Regions from separate parts of the Homo sapiens genome. Here region 2 is linked to region 1. Evidence: chromatin contacts called from ENCODE Hi-C or POLR2A ChIA-PET data. All regions are on one chromosome and are shown on one strand. The core of a region is the stretch at or near the end of the contact, and the rest is flanking DNA. Distances in the headings are between cores, read along the strand shown.

What was found. Hi-C counts contacts between places; a loop is a spot of excess contacts on that map. ChIA-PET counts read pairs that join two places held with the same protein, here RNA polymerase II (POLR2A). Pooled maps may share reads with other maps.
Region 2: a map of K562 shows a loop between it and region 1 (6-fold over the local background). The contact joins two enhancer-like sites. A Hi-C loop is called at or near these places in 3 of 168 maps with a recorded cell type or tissue (G401, K562 and astrocyte of the cerebellum) and 2 of 50 pooled maps. POLR2A ChIA-PET finds 5 or more read pairs at or near these places in 7 of 52 experiments (Caco-2, GM12878, H1 and 4 more).

The regions. Positions count from the first base shown.
Region 1 is chr9:130,727,236-130,733,501 of GRCh38, reverse strand. It overlaps a transcript of ABL1 not described here. Among named protein-coding and RNA genes, the nearest start is that of EXOSC2, 37 kb to the right of the region's middle. RefSeq lists enhancers at 2,334-3,170, 3,171-4,007. Within about 2 kb of position 3,126, at least 4 of the 41 ENCODE cell types and tissues checked have a DNase peak (open chromatin) inside an H3K27ac peak, as active enhancers do.
Region 2 is chr9:130,859,221-130,866,186 of GRCh38, reverse strand. ABL1 (ABL proto-oncogene 1, non-receptor tyrosine kinase) reads right to left here. Exons shown (of 11, transcript NM_005157.6): 4 at 3,152-3,424. Among named protein-coding and RNA genes, the nearest start is that of ABL1, 27 kb to the right of the region's middle. RefSeq lists enhancers at 2,699-3,199, 3,200-3,700, 4,762-5,609, 5,610-6,459. Within about 2 kb of position 5,231, at least 24 of the 41 ENCODE cell types and tissues checked have a DNase peak (open chromatin) inside an H3K27ac peak, as active enhancers do.

The sequences.
Region 1 (6,266 bases), core at 1,877-4,376:
TGAGCCCAGGAATTCAAGACCATCCTGAGTAACACTGAGACCCTGCTACAAGAAAAAAAAATTTTTTTTTAACTTTACACATCCACAAGAGATATTCTTTGCAACCTAGGATGCTGCAAAATCACCAATGAAACAATAAATTACTATATGATACTGAAGAAATAGAAAGTACAAACATGCTGAATCTATTCACTACCAAGGCAAATCTGGGAGTTGTTTGTTTTGACTAAACTCTTGATACTGGGTTGGCTGCCTTTGTTTCTTTCTCTTAAAAGTGAACACGCCAAAACTCAATTCTGTTCAAGTGAAGGTTCCAATCAGTTTAGATATTACTGTAAATTCAGTCCCTACTAACTCACAGTTTGTACAGGAAGTAAACCAACCCAAGATCCAACTAAGCCAAAGAGCAAACAAGACAGGCATCCTCAGATTATGGCTCCATCCTCTTATTCTCATACAAATATCTCTATTAAAAACACTCCCCTTCTCTGTTTAGCAATTCTATTTCCTGTTTTCTACCTCTCAAGAATGAAATCTGAAGGAATTCTCTACTTTTTAAGATTTCGCAATTTCATCCCTCCTTGCTAATAACAATTCACCTAGCGACACTTGAGGAACAAGCCACGCTCCTGGCAGAAATTCAGTACTCTTAAAGGAGGACTTAAAGGTCATGCTAGCCTTTGCTCCTCTGAAGAACAGACGGACACAGTGAAAAAAAAAAAAACACTGTGCCTATAATGTTAGCTTCCCATATACATCCTAAAATGCGTGGGATCCACCAGACCCCCGGGATTTTACCACAAGCTGGGGAAAAGGTTTGTAACCTGAAGATGGTAACAGGGACAATATTCCCACTACAGCAGTATCCCAAGTGGATAGAACAAATTATGGCAGCACCAGAAACCTGGAGAAAGGAATAAGGACTTAAGCAGCTGTTAGTCATTTCCAGGAGAAAAACTAAATACACAGAGAAAATGAGTCCACCAGATTTGGTGAGAGGCCACAGGCAGCCACTGATATAAAAAAGATGAAAAGCAAGCTATTATAGATAAAGGATACTGCTGGCTCCACCAGGGGTCTCTCCACTGCTTAACAAAGAAGATCAGGTTGAGTAAATGTCCCCTTTCCTCAGCCGGTTCCCTGGACCCATTCCACACTGTTTATTCAAGCCATAACCATTCTCCCAAGCAGATGGCCAGTGGTGGTCCTCAGGAATATAAATTAGACACAAAGAGCCTTTTGTTGGCTATGTTGTTCCTGGCTCTCTTACCCCAGACTGACACAGTACCTGATACAGAACAGGCACTTAGTACTTGTTCAATGCCTGAACCTGCCAAACAAGTAGATTCAACTGCGTATTCACTAAGTAGCTAGTCTGTTAAAAAAAAATACTGTTCGATCCATGAAAATGTATAAACATGGTCTCCACTATCAAGGGACAAGTACTGAGTGTCAAAGAAAAATACAATTGGAAAAAAAAAAAGAATAGAGAAAGGTGAATTGGAAAGAAGCAGCAGGTATTTTGAAAGTTGAAAATTTGAAACAATTGACAGGAATCATTTAGCCTTTATCATTAACAGAAAAAAAAAAGTTTCCTGAAATAGCTTTCTTTCATCAATAAGAATTCTTTATATTCTATTATTCATTTCTAGGATCAAAGAAACCTATAGATTTAGTGCAATCAGAGAAGAAAATCCTTAAGGGTATTTCTGTTTGGGTATGGAAGCTGATAAAACCCACTCTAAAATGTATATGGAAATACAAAGGAGCAAGCCAAGACAATATTGAAGAACAAAACAGGAGGCCTTATTCTACCAGGCATTAAGATTTATTTTAAAGCTACAGTAATACATTGTAATACTGGTGCAAGGAAAGACAAACAAATTAACAGGAAGGAGTTCCCCAGCAGATCCACACGTACATGTATACCTGATTTACACAGCAGCAGATGTTCTTTTCAATTAAACAGCTAGGTCAATATGAGGGAAAAAATGAACCTTCGCCCCTACACAGAAAAAACAATTCCAGGCCAACTATAAACATGAGATGTAAGAGAGTGAAACTTCTTTGTGACCTTAGGGTAGACACAAAGATTTCTTACACAGACCACAAAAAAAGTACTAACCATAAAAGATTAAATTAGACTAAGTCAAAATTAAGGTTTATCAAAGACACCATTAAGAGAGTGAAAAAGCAGCCGGACGCAGTGGCTCACGTCTGTAACCCCAGCACTTTGGGAGGCCAAGGTGGGTGGATCACCTGAGGTTAGGAGTTCAAAACCAGCCTGGCCAACATGGTGAAACCCCTTCTCTATTAAAAACACAAAAACTAGCTGGGCATGGTGGTGGGCGCCTGTAATCCCAGCTACTCGGGGGACTGAGGCAGGAGAATCTCTTGAACCTGGGAGGCGGAGGTTGCAGTGAGCCGAGATCACACCACTGTAATCCAGCCTGAGTGACAGAGCAAGACTCTGTCTCAAAAAAAAAAAAAAAAAAAAAAAAAAGAGAGATAGAGTGAAAACGCACAATGGCTATAATTATGTAAATAAAGAGTGAAAAGGTGAACCACAAAGTGTAAGAAAATAGTCATAATAAATACACCCAACGAAGGACCTGTATTGAGAGTACACAGGCTAGGCACGGTAGCTCACACCTGTAATCCCAGCACTTTGGAAGGCCGAGGTGGGTGGATGGTTTGACCTCAGGAGTTTGAGACCAGCCTGGGCCACATGGTAAAACCCCAACTCTACAAAAAATGCCAAAATTAACCAGAAGTGGTGGCACACACCTATAGTCCCAGCTACTCAGGAGGATGAAGTTGGAGGACCGCTTGAGCCCAGGAGGTCAAGGTTGGAGTGAGCCGAGACTGTGCCACTGGACTCCAGCCTGGGCAACAGAATAAGACTCTGCCTCAAACAAAGAAAAAAAAAGGAAAAAAAATATAAATAACTCCTAAAAATCAATGAGGAATAAACATAAATAGAAAAATGGACAAAAGAGGTGAACTGGCAAGAGATACATAGGTACACATATATTCCAAATGGCCAGTAAACATATGAAAAGGTGCTTAACCTCATGAGTCATCAAAGAAGAGCAAATTAAGGCTGGGAGATACTACTGCACAACTACCTGCAAGGCTAACATTTAAAAGTCTGGCCGGAGGCTAGGCGCGGTGACTCACGCCTGTAATCCCAGCACTTTGGGAGGCCGAGGTGGGCGGATCACCTGAGGTTGGGCGTTCGAGACCAGCCTGATCAACACAGAGAAACCCCGTCTCTACTAAAAACACAAAATTAGCTGGGTTTGGTGGCACATGTCCATATTCCAGCTACTCGGGAGGCTGAGGCAGGGGAATCACTTGAACCCAGGAGGCGGAGGTAGCGGTCAGCTAAGATTGCACCATTGCACTCCAGCGTGGGCAACAAGAGCAGAATTCCATCTCAAAAAAAAAAAAAAGTCTGGCTGGGCGCAGTGGCTCACGCCTGTAATCCCAGCACTTTGGGGGGCCAAGGCAGGTGGATCACTTGAGGTCAGGAGTTCGGGACCAGCCTGGCCAACATGATGAAACCCTATCTACCAAAAATGCAAAAAAAAAAAAAAATAGCCTGGTGTGGTGGTGCATGCCTGTAGTCCCAGCTACACAGGAGGCTGAAGCAGGAGAATCGCTTGAACCCAGGAGGTGGAGGTTGCAGTGAGCCAAGATCACACCACTGCACTCCAGCCTGGGCGACAGAGTGAGACTCCATCTTAAAAAAAAAAAAAGAATATGCAGAATTGAACTTCTGCTTCTGTCCATAATGCAGTAAAAGTGGTATTAGATATCCTTTTGTCCTAAACAACTGTATGGCTGAATAAAATATTTGAGACGACTGTTTTCAGGCATTAGATGACAGGCAAGGCAAGGCAAGGCTGTGACCCTTGAGGAAAGAGAAAAACATAAGGTAAGTTGCATGTTGCTTCCAACTTCCTGCCTGGGGCACCTTCCCAAACACAGTGCAGGGAGATGAAACCTAAACTGACAGCAGCCATCTCTGTGAACTGAGGAAGCAAAGACTTGGATTTGAGGATGCTGAGGCAGGTAGAATTTGTAGGGCAAGAAATCTGAGAGAAGATGAGGGCATGGGTGGGGTGACAGAACACAGAGGTAGGCAGAAGAAGGTGGGAGGCATCCTGTGGGTCCATGGCTTCCAGATTCTATGCAGTTTAGCAGACAGCGGTGGCTGTGAGGCTGAGAACTGCACAGACACAGAGGTTTCACAGTGCTGGAAGACATTCAAGTACCAGTTCATCCAGGGTGGAGAGACTTTGCTGAGCACCTCTGTTATTTTGTTTCGACCCCAAAAAGGCCAAGCATTAAGTCTAAAGAGTACCCTCTATTCTAAGGGCCGGGTGTCTGGACCAAGGATAAACCCATACTAACAAAGCATAAAACCAAACCTGGCAGGGTCAAACTAACTTAACGACCAGTCACTTACAGTAATTTAAGTAACTACAGTAACCTAACTACTTGTCAAAACAAAATGAAAACTTCTTTAAAGAAAGATAACAAGATTGAGAATCCCTACAATATAACACCCACATGTCTGGCATACAATCAAAATTATTTAACATGCAAAAATGCAGGAAAATCTGACTCATAATGTACAGAAAAAGCAATCAATAAAAACAGACCCCAAGATGACTCAGATATTTAAATTAGCAGGCACGGTCTTTATTACAAATACCTTCTAGGATTTAGAGGAAAAGACAGGTCTAATGAATGAAAACATGGTGAATCTCAGCAGAAAAATACAAACTATAAAAAAAAAAAACAGGCTGGGCGCAGTGGCTCATGCCTGTAATCCCAGCACTTTGGGAGGCTGAGGCGGGTGGATCACAAGGTCAGGAGATTGAGACCATCCTGGCTAACACGGTGAAACTCCGTCTCTTCTAAAAAAACATACAAAAAAATTAGCCGGGCGTGGTGGCAGGCGCCTGTAGTCCCAGCTACTCAGGAGGCTGAGGCAGGAGAATGGCATGAACCCAGGAGGTGGAGCTTGTAGTGAGCCAAGATCACTCCACTGCACTCCAGCCTGGGCGACAGAGCAAAACACTGTCTCAAAAAAAAAGGAAAGAAAAGAAAAAAAAAAAAAACCAGCCAGGTACAGTGGCTCACACCTGTAATCCCAGCACTTTGGGAGGCGTAGGAGGGCAGATTGCTTGAGCTCAGGAGTTCAAGACCAGCCTGGGTAACATGATGAAACCCCGTCTCCACAAAAAAAAAAAAAAAAAATCAGCTGGACATGGTGGCGCATGCCCATAGTCCCAGCTACTCAGGAGGCTGAGGTGGGAGAACAGCTTGAGTCTGGGAGACGGAGGTTGCAGTGAGCTATGATTGCCACTGCACTCCAGCCTGAGTGACAGAGTGAGATCTTGTCTCCAAAAAACAAACAAACAAAAAAAGAGGCAAAAACTGAGAGTATTTATAGTTATATTTTCATTCTAAATATTGTTCCTTTTCTAAATATTCTACCTTTTCTTTTTCTTCATTAGTCTTACCAGAAGTGTGCCTAGATCAATAATATTTTTCAAAGTTAGCTTTTGGTTTTATTGATCATTTCCATTCTTAATTTGTTTTTATTTTTATTATTCTCTTCTGTGTACTGTGGGATTACTTTGGTTCTCTGGCTTCTTGAGTTACATGCTTAGTTCTCTTGTTCTTGTTCAGTCTTTCCTGTTTCCTAATAAATGCTTTTTTTTGGGGGGGGGGGGCGGTGTCTCACTCTGTCACCCAGGCTGGAGTGCAATGGCGCGATCTCGGCTCACTGCAACCTCTGTACCCCGGGTTCAAGGGATTATCCTGCCTCAGCCTCCCGAGTAGCTATAGGCAGCTGCCACCAAGCCCAGCTAATTTTTGTATTTTTAGTAAGAGACAGGGTTTCACCATCTTGGCCAGGCTGGTCTTGAACGCCTGAACTTGTGATCCACCCACCTCAGCCTCCCAAATTGCTGGGATTACAGGCGTGTGCCACCACGCCCGGCGGAATAAATGCTTTTAAGAGTAAAAGAAGTGATAGAATTAAAGGAAAAAATAAACGAATATATCATTATAGCTGTTGATCTTCAGCATCACTCTCTCAGTAAAAAAGAGAGATACCGCCAGGCACAGTGGCTCACACCTGTAATCCCAGCACTTTGGGAGGCCCAGGAGGGCAGATTGCTTGAGCTCAGGAGTTCAAGACCAGCCTGGGTAACATGGTGAAACCTTGTCTCTACAAAAAAAAAAAA
Region 2 (6,966 bases), core at 3,982-6,481, 130 kb before region 1:
TAACCTCTCTCTCTTCCATTTTCTCAGCATTAAAATGTTGATACAGGGTGAATGTCCCTTAACTGAAAGGCTTGGGGCTACAAGTGTTTCGGAGCTCAGATCTTTGCAGATTGGGGAATATCCACACTATATTACCAGATGAGCACTCCAAATTAGAAAATCCAAAATCTGAAATGTTCCAGTATGCATTTCCTCTGAGCTGCATGCCGGTGCTCAAAAAGTTTTGGATTTGGGAGCATTTAGGATTTGGGATTTTAGGGTCCGGGATGCTCAACCTGGAAGGATCTTAAGGTTGTGAGGATTCAATGAGATGCGACATGTAGTAAGCACAGAGGTCTCTGCCAGGCACACAGCAAGGGCACGATGAAGCTGAATGTTAGCCACTGCCATGATTTAGAATCCACTCAAGGATTTCAGCTTTTTTTTTTTTTTTTTTTTTTGGAGACAGGGTCTCACTCTGCTCCCCAGGTAGGAGTGCAGTGGCACGATTACGGCTCACTGCAGCCTCAACCTCCCGGGCTCAGGTAATCCTCCCATGTCAGCCTCCCAAGTAGCTAGGAATACACACGCACCACCACGCCTGGCTGATTTTTGGTATTTTTTGTAGAGGCAGAGTTTTGCCATGTTGCCCAGGCTGGTCTTTAACTCCTGGGCTCAAGCAATCCACCAGCCTTGGCCTTCCAAAGTGCTGGGATTACAGGCGTAAGCCACCGTGCCTGGCAATTTCAGCTTCTATAGCAAAGGTAAATGCCCCATATTTACACTAATCTTATTTGACAAATAGGCAACATACTGCAGGGATGTTTCTGCGCACGGCCAGGAGGAAGGAGGGCTAATTTATTTAGCAGTTGCTTAGTACCGTATTTTCAGTTAACACACTTCCAGAAAGGGACATACTGCCTTTTCCCTAATTAGATACCACTCCGGGTGACTGCCCACAGAAATCCACGCAATGACATCCTGTAATTCTTTACCAACTGTGAGATCGTAAGTTAATTAGGCTCTTGGGAAAAATTATTAGAAGTATAATTAAAAGCAGAGTAACACATTATTAGTAAAGCACATTCTGAAAGGCACCCACTTTAGATTCAGTGATATAAGAAACCCACCCCACAAACCACACAGGTCTCCAGCAGGTACCCTTCTCTGGAGTCTCCTCCTTCAGTTGTTCAGAAAACAATGCCACAGCACCATCTACTGAAGTAGCGTTTCCTCAAATGTCAAGTTGTACAACCCGATCTTGGAAGTTTTCAGACAAGCTTTTACTGGTTGAAATCTAGGGTATTTTGCGCTTGGAATCTTCCTTCATTTGACAAATCCTGGTGAAAGTGTGCTGAAATCTAGGCCATTCTCAGTTTGCTGAGCTGGTCAAGGCCCCATTTCTTGGGTCTGGTCTTCAACCCTGTGCAACCCAAGGAGCTGGGGCACCTGCACAGCTCCCCCGTCCCTCCTTCGTTCACCCCCTGGTGGTGTCCCGAGGACTGCTGCGCTGCAATCCTTCTTCCTCCTACTACCTGGACCACCCTATGTCTCAGATGAAGAACTCTGTCCCATTCATTTTCTAATCCAGTGTTGAGCCCAGGAACCGTCAAATAGAAGTGAAGAACTTGATAAATATTTATTCAATTAAGAAAAAGTCCAGGGCCGGGTGTGGTGGCTCATGCCTATAATCCCAGCACTCTGGGAGGCTGAGGTAGGCAGATCACTTGAGGTCAGGAGTTTGAGACCAGCCAGGCCAACACAGCGAAACCCCATCTCTACTAAAAATACAAAAATTAGCTGGGTGTGGTGGCGGGTGCCTGTAATCCCAGCTACTCGTGAGGCTGAGGAAGGAGAATCGCCAATTTGGGGAGGCGGAGGTTGCAGTGAGCTGAGATCATGCCACTGCACTCCAGCCTAGGCAACAGAGTAAGACTCCGTCTCAAAAAAAGAAAAGAAAAAGTCCTATCTGAGAAATATCCAGGGTCCTTAAGGTAACCCCAAACCATGCCCCCACCCCAGTGCCAGTCCTGCCTCAAAGACAGGCACGTGCTGAATAAGAGCATCAGGAAGCCACCTTTGGTTTCTAGGACTAAAGAATGTGATCTTTTCTCTAAAGCAGCCACTTCATACCAGTCAGAAATCATACTTCCCATTTCACTATGCCTTTGGGTGAAGGCATCAGGTCAGTCAAGGAGTCCCTAAAAGGCAGGCATGTGGCTGCACCAGTCTCAATGTGTGCACCTGACTTCTGAGACACATGCACAAACTAAACTCTATTTTTCCCAGAGGTGGATGTTTCAGTTCTTTTCTAACAGCTCTAAAAAGGGGCTGCCTCTCTTGATTTCTGTGCACAGGTCAAGGTAATCAAAGTTCATTTAAAACAAGTGGAAATAATGTAAGTCAACACTAGGGGACACCCTCGCCACAGGGAAAAGCCTGGATCACATTTTGAAGAATGCAAAGGGCTGAAAATGAAAACTTCCTTCCCTTGGCGTCCTAAGGGTTTCAAAGAACTTCAAAAGAAGAAAAAAACCTGCCTGGAAACTACAAACACTATTCATTAGTGGAGAGGGTAAAGTCCCAGTTAACAAGAAAGACCAGACTGTATCTGAGTTGGTCAAAAGCGAGTTTCCTGGATGCCTTTCTAGCGGGGACACTTCCACCTCTGCCTGCAGGAGTCTGGGCAGCTGCAGAATTGGAACCCACTGGGGATGCCCAGGGCACCTGCCTTCCAAATCAGCCAACAAAAATCCACAGAAGAGTCAAATGCATTTTGGTTAAATCTTCTTTCAAAACTCAGAGATCTTTTTTTCCTCCTTAACTCTCGGTAGGAAGTGATCTCCATGCCGCACGAACAGCATGGAAATCCACGGCTTTAAAAGAACCTTGCCATAAAATGAGAAAACCTCTCCAAATGACTAATCTTTTTACACCAAAACCCCTCCATGCTTGTCAGCTCTCACCATATGTGGAAACACACTCGGACTATGAGAATGATTCCACTCCTACAAAGACACAGGAATGATATAAGACGGAAAAGTCAATTCCGTGGCGCCAATGAAGCCCTCGGACAGCAGGCAGGAGGTAGACTTCCAGGCAGATGCATCGCCTAATGCCAGCAGACGCCTTGCCCCACGTACCCTGGGCACCCCCGGCAGTCCCAGCCTACCTTCAAGGTCTTCACGGCCACCGTCAGGCTGTATTTCTTCCACACGCCCTCGTACACCTCCCCGTACTGGCCCCCGCCCAGCTTGTGCTTCATGGTGATGTCCGTGCGTTCCATCTCCCACTTGTCGTAGTTGGGGGACACACCATAGACAGTGGGCTTGTTGCGCTTTGGGGCTGGATAATGGAGCGTGGTGATGAGCCCGTCGGCCACCGTTGAATGATGATGAACCAACTCGGCCAGGGTGTTGAAGCGGCTCTCGGAGGAGACGTAGAGCTGAAGGAAACAGGGAACAGCCTTCAGCCCACAGAGACAGGCAAGCTCAAAGAGCTCACGTGAGCCAGTTTGGCTGAGCCTTAATTCACTACACAGCAAAATCTCACATAAGGAGCTCTCCACACAGGACAGAGTGTTTAGAAGATCACTTCTGCTGTCTTTCTCTACGTGTGCTCTAAGTTACTCGCTCAAGCAAAAAGACACAATAAAAGGCCTCAGGGCCTCTGTACCTGCTGCTGCTCCCTCTGCCTGAAATCTCCCACTCCCTCATCTTCCGTGCCCAGTTCTCGCTTCCCGTTCCAAGGCCAGTTTTAAGGTCCGTGAAGTCTTCCCCAACCACCCAATCTAAAGTCATCACACGGCACGGGTCATCCTACCACCTGTCTTACTTCTCAGCAATGGACCCACTACTAGCTCATAATTTCCTGTTTATCTGCTTAATTACTGTCTGTCTCCACCTAAGAGCATGCAAGCTTCATGAAAGCAGAACCCTAAGCTGTCTTCATTCCAATGTTGAGAACAGGAAATCAACATGTAATAAGTACTCAATAAATAACTGTTGATTAAATTAACACATGGTAGAACTTGGTGGGTAGTTGCTGGTAGGAAAAGCGAAGAATTCATTTAATTTATAATTTAAAGGGGATAAACCTAGAATGAAATAGTGACCAGAAGATGAAAACCACTAAACACATCCAACACGAGGAAGCAAAAGGAAGGATTTACGACACAAGAGCATTCGGTCCCCGTGTGAGAGCTACAGCAGGTGAGGACCTAGGGTCAAACCCTGCATGTAGAGTTTGCATCTGGACACAACAGAGCTGGAGAGGAAGGAGAAGGAGCAGGCTGGCAGAAAGCAACAATGCAGTGGGTGCCAGCTACCTGTTTTCTTCTCTTTTCATTGGTGTGGCAAGGGAATACTTCCTTACCAAAAACAATTCCACATGAAAAATCCACATAAAACATCTGGACTCCAGGCACATAACTGAATCTACTGGCTTGCTCAGGGTAGCCAACCATCACTGAAGGTGGAAAGAAGACTTAAAATCATGACTAGGCATTCAGAAGACTTGCCCAAACTGCAAAGATGTGGGAAGAAGGAGCAGATTTGGGACAGTGGTGATGCTTGGGACGAGAGGGAGAAAAGGGAACAGGATCAGGCTTCAGCTATAACTGTAATATCTTATTACTTAAAAAAAAAGAAAAGGGAAGAAAAAGCCTGAAATACACACAGCAAGGCCAAGGCCTTTGGCTGTGGGTTATGTCAGGCACCATTACTATACGTCTGTAATAGTAAATAAGAAAAATGTTTTTAAAAGAAGGTAGCAAAGAAATATACAAGTTAGTCCCATTGACAACTCTCAAGAAGGTAAAAAGGATTCGTCAACAGGAAGGTTTCTCTTTCTTTTGTTTTGCTTGGGGAGATAACACAAGTGAATTCCTAAAACAGGCAAGCCAAAGGCACACATTTTGGGGTTACAATCTTTTGGTAACAATATCACTAAAATAAAATTCTGAGAAACGCAAAACTTGTCTAGAAAGATTGCTTCACTCTGGGGAACTTGCTCAAGGTGTAAGGACTGTGGCCTGGGGACACTGGCTTATCCCTCTGCAAGACAGGACCGCTGAATGGCAAGACTTATCAGGATGTGGCGGCCCTGCTTTTATTCTTGAGAGCACGGAAGAGAAGCCTCTGAGTGAACTGCTCTAGGGACACACACCATGAGTCACGCTCAGACCCACGAACGTGCACACAGGAATGTGTCGGGGAGCGGAAGTCGGCACCGCTGAGGGCTGCCGTTAGCTTCATAACCACACGGTGACGTCCACGCACTCTCTTCACTGCTGGTCACCAACACAAGTGCTGCACACAAAGAAAACGGAGCGGGACCTGGGGTCAGCTCCCAATCCCCGACCCTCTGGAAAAGACTGTCAGCTGTCCGATTACTTCACTGCCGGTGGCAAGTGCTCCAACCCCTGTTCTCACGTTAGCTCAGCTGATGATGTGCTCCCTACCAAGGACTCTAGAGAAGTGAGAAAAGCCATTCCAAGAAGACATTCCTGCAATCAGAGCACCACTCCCATCTTGGAAATCACTGGCACAGTACAGAGTCAAAGAGCCCGTGTGGCCTGCTGGGCTCCAGGGCAGGGCACCTGGGAGCAAGTCTCATTATCCCTCTCTCCCGTCGGAGCAGGAAGCACATGGGCCTCAAAGGAGCGTTCCCCAACTGGCGGATCGGGTTCCTTCACTCCAAAGTGGAATGCTAAGGGCTCCCCTAAGTCCTAGTTTACGCAGAATTTCTTCTTGGGCTCATTTGATTCCCCCATTGGCTACTGTGTTAGAGACTTCAGTTACAGGAGGTTTCACTGAATGGCCCAACTTTATCCTTTTCAATAATTAAATTTATAGACCTTGTTGTGACTTAGTTCATTTTTCAACATAAAACTTACATACTGACACTTACTAAATACTAAAACCATTCTCCCCCAAAGGCACCGCATATTTGGTTCACAGCCATCTTCCCCGTGTCCCACTAACAGTCAAGGCTGGTGCTTCCTTCTGATTAGTTCCAGGTTTTGAGCAGCACTTGTTGGGGAACTGTGTAATCATCAGGAATTCATGGCATGTTCAGGGAAGAAAGTAGTGTCATGAATGGCATGTCATTACGCTATGCACCTGGTTCCATGAACACTCAGGTGCTCAGTCAGGGCTGCTGCCTCTCCCTAATCATGCATGAACCTGAAGGATGGGACTTGTCAAAGAAACGCTTAGAAACAGCATTTTGCCAGGAGCAGTGGCTCACGCCTGTAATCCCAGCACTTTGGGAGGCCAAGGAGGGCAGATCACGAGGTCAGGCGTTCGAAACCAGCCTGGCCAACATGGTGAAACCCCATCTCTACTAAAAATACAAAAATTAGCCGGGCATGCTGGTGGGCACCTGTAGTCTCAGCTACTTGAGAGGCTGATGCAGGAGAATCGCTCGAACCTGGGAGGCGCAGGTTGCAATGAGCCGAGATTGTGCCACTGTACTCCAGCCTGGGTGACAGCCTGTCTCAAAAAAAAAAAAAAAAAAAAAAAAAAAAAGGAAAGAAAGAAAAGAAACAGCGTTTCTTTTGACAGCCACACTGACAGGCCTAACGGAGCTTAGACTTGTGCAACCTTTGGCTGCTTTGGGCCCGGGAGTCCCACCTCAGACATACTGTTTACAGGTTGCTCAGCCAGGAAGCAAGTTCCCCCGAGAGCTGCTCACACACCAGCAGGAAGGCAAGCCTCGCAGTACACAAGAACGGTCCAAAGCCCCTCCACCAGAGCAGGTTAGCCATGTGCTCGGCTTTTCACCAGGAGGCCTACGCCTGCTGAGCCACTGTCAGGGCGGGTAAACCTTAAACATCTAAGAGGCTGTGTAAATGGTCCCTTCCTGCAACTCTGCTGAAGCTTAGGGCCTTGGATCTGTCACTTCAGCAGACGATGAAAATAAATGTCAACTGGGCAAATTTCTTTCAAGAAAAGGAAAGACTCTATTAAGGACTAGAAGGAATCG